Regions from separate parts of the Mus musculus genome. Here region 2 is linked to region 1. The links are chromatin loops, found by intact Hi-C in ENCODE. Cell type or tissue: left cerebral cortex. All regions are shown on one strand. Each heading gives the region's core, and the rest is flanking DNA. Links, peaks and the distances in the headings are about the cores only. Region 1 overlaps Myt1l (myelin transcription factor 1-like). Region 2 overlaps Myt1l (myelin transcription factor 1-like).

The links. Peaks named below come from ENCODE experiments on the same cell type or tissue, not always from the same donor. Only the 100,000 strongest peaks of a DNase experiment are listed, where the experiment ranks them.
Region 2: it touches region 1 in a loop (3-fold over the local background); 2 of 42 quality-filtered maps call a loop at or near these places.

Annotation. Positions count from the first base shown.
Region 1 is chr12:29,853,819-29,856,730 of GRCm38, forward strand. It overlaps Myt1l (myelin transcription factor 1-like), which reads left to right. Exons shown (of 25, transcript NM_001093775.1): 17 at 415-536; 18 at 1,397-1,465. Among named protein-coding and RNA genes, the nearest start is that of Gm46346, 60 kb to the right of the region's middle. In left cerebral cortex, for the core only: a CTCF peak has its summit at 1,431 (motif pointing left); DNase peaks (open chromatin) are centred at 512, 1,416 and 2,673; H3K27ac peaks cover 959 bases.
Region 2 is chr12:29,531,458-29,534,369 of GRCm38, forward strand. All of the region lies in intron 1 of Myt1l (myelin transcription factor 1-like), which reads left to right. Among named protein-coding and RNA genes, the nearest start is that of Gm20208, 1.8 kb to the left of the region's middle. In left cerebral cortex, for the core only: a CTCF peak has its summit at 1,695; a DNase peak (open chromatin) is centred at 1,952; H3K4me3 peaks cover 2,383 bases; H3K27ac peaks cover 2,295 bases.

The DNA of each region.
Region 1 (2,912 bases), core at 204-2,703:
GTACTTTAAAAACTGGTTTATATTACAACATTAACATAGTTGGTCTTCTATTGCCTTGATGTGGAAAGTACATATACATGAAACACTAACCATTGACTGGCCAGAAATCCACTCTAAATGGTGTCTCTTGCCATAGCTACACACATGCATACTGTCCAGGAAAGCCTTGGATTCTAGATTTTAAAAAAAGACCAGGTAGAGTAGTTCCTCTGGTTTCTAGACTCTCCACTGATCCTGAGCACGATCCATGGGCAGATCACCTTGTGTTTTCCAAATGACCTCATCACAATAAAGATACATTTGGGTTTTAAATATGAGATGCAAAAGAACAGACAGGGCAGCCATGCAGCCAGGGACCTTCCGCTGGTGAGTTTGTTTGCTGTATGTGGTTCTGAAGCTGTGTTCTGTCTACAGCCAGAAGACTTGGACCCATTCCAGGAGGCTCTGGAAGAAAGACGGTATCCAGGGGAGGTGACCATCCCAAGCCCCAAACCCAAGTACCCTCAGTGCAAGGAAAGCAAAAAGGACTTAATAACGTAAGCATAGCATAAGGTGGCTTGCTGGTTCATCATACGGCTCCTGTCTCGGGCTTACTTTTAAGAAACAGACCTGTTTGAACAGGCCTTGCTGTTTGAGCATGCACGCTTGCGGCCCGAGAATTTCTCCAGCTGCAGTTGAGCAGAGCCAAAGACTGCCTTACACCTGCTTGCTCTCAGTGATGCTCTACTGTGTGCAGGCGCCATTTCATTTAACCCTTTGCATTTGGCAGCTTTCTCCGGGGTGCTTAATGCCCGTTGCAGCTAAACTGGAAACAATGAAATTTCTTAAGTTTGTTTTTTTTTTTTTTTTAACATACTATTCTGGCTCTCTTTGTTTTTGTTTGGTGGCAGATGTCCAACTCCAGGGTATAATGGGAGTGGTCATGTGACTGGTAATTACGCCTCACATTGAAGGTGTGACTTCATTTTTATCATGGTGGATTCCGTCTTTCAATTTATTGTTTTCAGCTTACCTCAACAATGCTGTCAAAGTACAAATGTTGGCTTCTGTGTCAACACTCTGAGTGCTGTATGCTTCCCTTCATAGCATGCTAATTTACAAGTTACACAAGGATTGTTAACCTTAGGACACCCAGATTCACAAAAATTCTTCCCAAAAATTTAAACCAAAAAGAACATGTATTTTGTCTGATTTTTTTTCTTCAAATTATTAACAGAAATGTTTTCTTAAACACACTCTTGATGGCACTCAGAGTTAGTAATACAATCCTGCAGTATACAGCACTTGGCTCACTGCACCTCTGCATTGAACTTTTAATTTCAACTTTGTGTTGTGTTGTTCGGGTGCTGTCACCGCCTAAGGGTCCACTCACTGTGTCTCCTGGCCTGTCTTACAGTCTGTCTGGCTGCCCCCTGGCGGACAAAAGCATTCGAAGTATGCTGGCCACCAGTTCCCAAGAGCTCAAGTAAGCATTCGTGTCACCAAGTCTCTTTTAAGAGTCTCATTGCTGTTAGCTCACAGAAAACAGTGTCCTGTTTGAAAGTGGATTGTCTGGGAAGGGGTCTCCAGTGACATCTGTGCCTAGTGGAGCTGGGTGCTCTCCAGTTCTTTCATATCATGCCATTTCTATCTGGAAATGTTTGTCTTCAGATATGCATTTCTCCCAAGGAAAAATGTTTTCAGTGTTACCTAAATGTTCAGAAAATTATTGTCTAAAATTTTTTAAAATGGACACCAGAGATAAAAATCTACCTGGTAACAGCCAGCCCTTAAACTTGTAGTCTTCATTCTAAACACTGCCTAGGCCAGTGACAGCTCAGAAATCTGTGTGGTGTTGGCACTGAACTACACACACACACACACACACACACACACTCACACTCACACTCACACTCACACACACACACACTAGCCATAGTTCCCTCTGCTCTCTGTTAGAACTTGGAAACATAAGTCTGGCATCTGTACGAGCCCAGAGCCAGCAGCAGCAGAATGAGACTGTTCTCCTTTGTAACTGAGTGTACACCACTCATTTTCAAGCAGGCTACAGAAGGAGCCAGTGAAATGATAAAAAGAACATTGAAACCTTACCCACTCCACTCAGTGTGGACTCTTAGGTGTCTATAAGGACAAAAGGCCAAACTTGACCGCACAGCGTGATGACAGCAGTTACCCTTCAAATGACAACCCTTGCTTCCCTGACCTTCCCTACCATTCTGTCCTCTGCATGGCTAGGAAGATGCTGCCCCACCCCCAGCCCCATGACCATAGTCTAGGGGTGACCTGAGCATAGCCTTCTGTTTGACACCCATGTCATTTTTTTCAGGCTCCCTGTCCAGGGCCCTAGTGCCATAGACCACCTGCTCATGTTCAGTGACTTCCTGAACTAGCCCTCCTGTCGCACACAGGACTCTTGCCTTGCCGTTGACGTCCTGAACTAGCCTTCCTGCCAATTGCAGGACTCTTGCCTTGCCGTTGTCTTCACAAACTGTGAGCAGCTCGAGGGCTTCCTCTTGCCTTACGGTCTAGCAGCATTTAAATCAGTGCCTGATGGACAAATAGCTTTAGCAGCTCAAAGCAACACCCTTAGGAGCAACAATCCAGCACACTTTGCTCAGGCGTCTTTTTGCTATGGCTTCAACCCACATTTCCCTCATGATCAAAATGTAACCAACTGCACTTGGATCTTGGCCAGCACATCAGGATGGGGCAGCATTCCTTTGAATCTCTTGATGAGGAATTCTTTGCAAAAGCCTGGTATATCTCCAGTTGCAGCAGGCCACCTGTAAACAAGAAACTAGTTTTTGTGTGACTTGTACATTGCTTCTGACTGCTTACTGTTTTTGAGACCTGGGACCAGAACATTTTTCTGATGGAGTAGTTCACATTGTCTTACATCTTTTAGTGTTGGG
Region 2 (2,912 bases), core at 198-2,697, 320 kb before region 1:
AGATCTTTCAAAGTTTTCTATTTGTTACCATTATACATAGATTAAAAAATAATGGATTTAAAATTTGAATATTCATTTGCATTGTTTGTTCTATGTAGAAATGCAGCACATGTACCACGTTCAAAAAGGCAGTTATATCTGAGGAAATTATATTTGCTAATAAAATAATATTTTAAATGTCGTATGTCTAAGCCAGACATCCCATGTCAACCTGTAAGACAGTCTAATTCTATGGAGACCTGTTGTTTCAAAAATGCATATTATCTCTTCTAACACAGTTTACTTGCTATGCATTTCAGTGGCTAGATTTTAAATTACAAACAATAACGTAAGGTTTTAGTCACTCTTGTGCTTTAAAATAGATCCACTTTTTGGAACAAGAGGAAATAATGAGGCTCCCTCGGTAGGGACCTCTCTGCCCTGAACTTGAACTCAACTGCTTGCCCATTTTCTTCAAGGGCCATGTTTTCTAATCAATAACTAGTTTTTCAAATGCATCTAATATTTGACAATAAAGTCTGAAGAGTCCCCCAGAATACTGTTGAGGTCGCAAGTGAGTGGCGGTGAGGGAAGCTCAGGCTACCCTGCTCTCAGGAGGATCCCTCCATAGCTGAGCTCACTGCAGTATTCCTCCTTTCCCTGTCTTAAAGAATCTCTCTCTCTCTCTCTCTCTCTCTCTCTCTCTCTCTCTCTCTCTCTCTCTCTCTCTCTCTCTCTCTCTCTCTTCTTTTAAAATTTCGTAGCATCCCCTGACAAAAGTAATGGGAGGTGAACTTGAACAAAAACTTGCAAAACATTAACCTGTTTCTCACTAAGCTAAGTTCCAGCCCCACTGCAAAATACAATGTCTCAACTGACACCCTTCTATGTGTAGTCCAAACTAAAGACAGCTGATGCTGTGGACTTAAAGAATAAAGTACTGTATATGTGTTTTGTTCTGGTGTGTGTGTGTGTGTGTGTGCAGGGGTGATATCTAAATAACATATACAGCTAATATTTTTAACAAACATTTTAAGTTGGCATATCCCATATATGAATATATTGCCTAAAACAGTTATAATTTGCACAAGTAGAAACAACTGTACATTTTTCCATCAGTAGGCTATGTTTCAGTGCCATGTGACTCGGTCTGAAGGGTCTGAAGTATCTTTGTGCTCTCTTCCTTTCTCCTTCCCCCTCTCCCTGCCTCTCCTGGCCCCCTGGCCTCTCTAACTTTGCCCCTGTTTGTCTCTCTACCACTCTCTTCTGTCTCTGCCTCTTCCATATCTGCATTGTTCTAGCATACACAATGACTTTTCTGGGAACGTTTTCACAATGAAAGTGATTTGTTTTGTTTTTTGTTTTTGTTTTTTGTTTTTTTTAAGCTTTGATGGCCTAATGAGCCCTCAGGGTATCTGCAGAAGTAATCAGAGATGGCAGAGAAAATGTAATCCAGGTGTTAGAAAACTAGAGAGATTGTATAAGCGCTTATTGTATGAGAAGATACTGGCCAGCATTGCTGCCTCAGGCTGCTGGGTAGGAAGGAAATGTGAATGCTATAGCTCCGGATGAAAGAAAAAGCCCCCCGTGTGGGGATTACCAGGGTGGGGGGTAAAGAAGGGGAGGGAGGCATTCTGATGGCAGTGGACAAGGCATTGTCTATGGGAAGATGGAGGGACACTGGGTGTCCCCAGCAAGCCTCCTTGTGGAGAGCTGTGGTTTCTGTCAGGGCATTGGAGAGGGAGCAGGCAGTACCCTGTGTAGTAACCACGCGCCAGGCAGATGCTCTTCAGAGGAATTACCTCTGAGAGCAAGAAGAGGGTGTTCCTGGGACCTTGGGACTGCTGTCAGTCTCCCTCAGAAACCAGTCCGCACTGTGCCTATGGAGGCCCCCAGTGGCTGAGCTGTGGGCTCTGCTTCGCACTCCTGTGCACAGGGCTGACGGTGCGGGTCCTGATGGGAGGGGTGGAGGGAATGCAAACACGGAGGGATCTGTGACCACACGTGCCTGGGGCTCTCCATGGCAGTTGAGGAGCTGCGTGAGTGAGACAGACTGCTGAGGAGGACTTGCTGATGGCCACCAACTCATCTGCCGAGAGGTACCTCTTCCCTTTCCTTTAAAGGTGACATGTGGTTGCTTATTTGCCTGGCTGCCGCAGCTTCCAACTCCTCTGAGTGATCTCAGATGGTCTCTTAAGTAGTTCCCACAGCCATTTCTCCACCTGCCTGGCCACCGTCCACTCTTGTTTGGTTACACACTATGACAGGATGGCATGATTCAGGGTACAGAGGGCCAGCGATGGAACCCTCTCGGCTACAGCTGCCCCTCAGATGAACATGCCTATGGGCTGCTTGTCTGCAATCTCCCAGAGTTGTTCTCATCAGGAGTCTGGATAGTCAAAGCTAGCTTCCAGGACAGGGGAGGTACCTTGATGATTTAGTGTGCTCTACTAAGAGGCTGGTGAGGGAAGGGGACAACTACTACCACAGAAAAGCATTTGTTGCTTGCCCTAAGAGGCTATTTATAGAATCAGCACCTTGGGGTGGGGGGAACAAAACAAAACAAAAAACCCAAATAAACAAGCAAACAAACAAACAAACAAACAAAAACCCCAAATGGCACAGAAAGTCATATAGCTATGCCCTCTTTTGTGTTTCTGGCATCTTACTGGGTCTGCTCTTTTTTAAAATAAACTTTTTCTGTTTTCTCCTTTTCAAATGCTGGTATCATGAGCTAAAAGTTACTCAGAGAATAGTTCTGTCTCTTGTTTTAAAGGAAGATGAGAAAAGGAGCTTGTACCGGATGGGATACTGTAGTGTGGCTGAGAAGCCAGGGAGATGGTGGGAACCCTTCAGTTAACTCTCTGGTGCCCGCTCTCCAGTCTTAAGAGCTGCCAGGGGAGGTCCCAATGCCTTTTTGTTTTGTTATGATG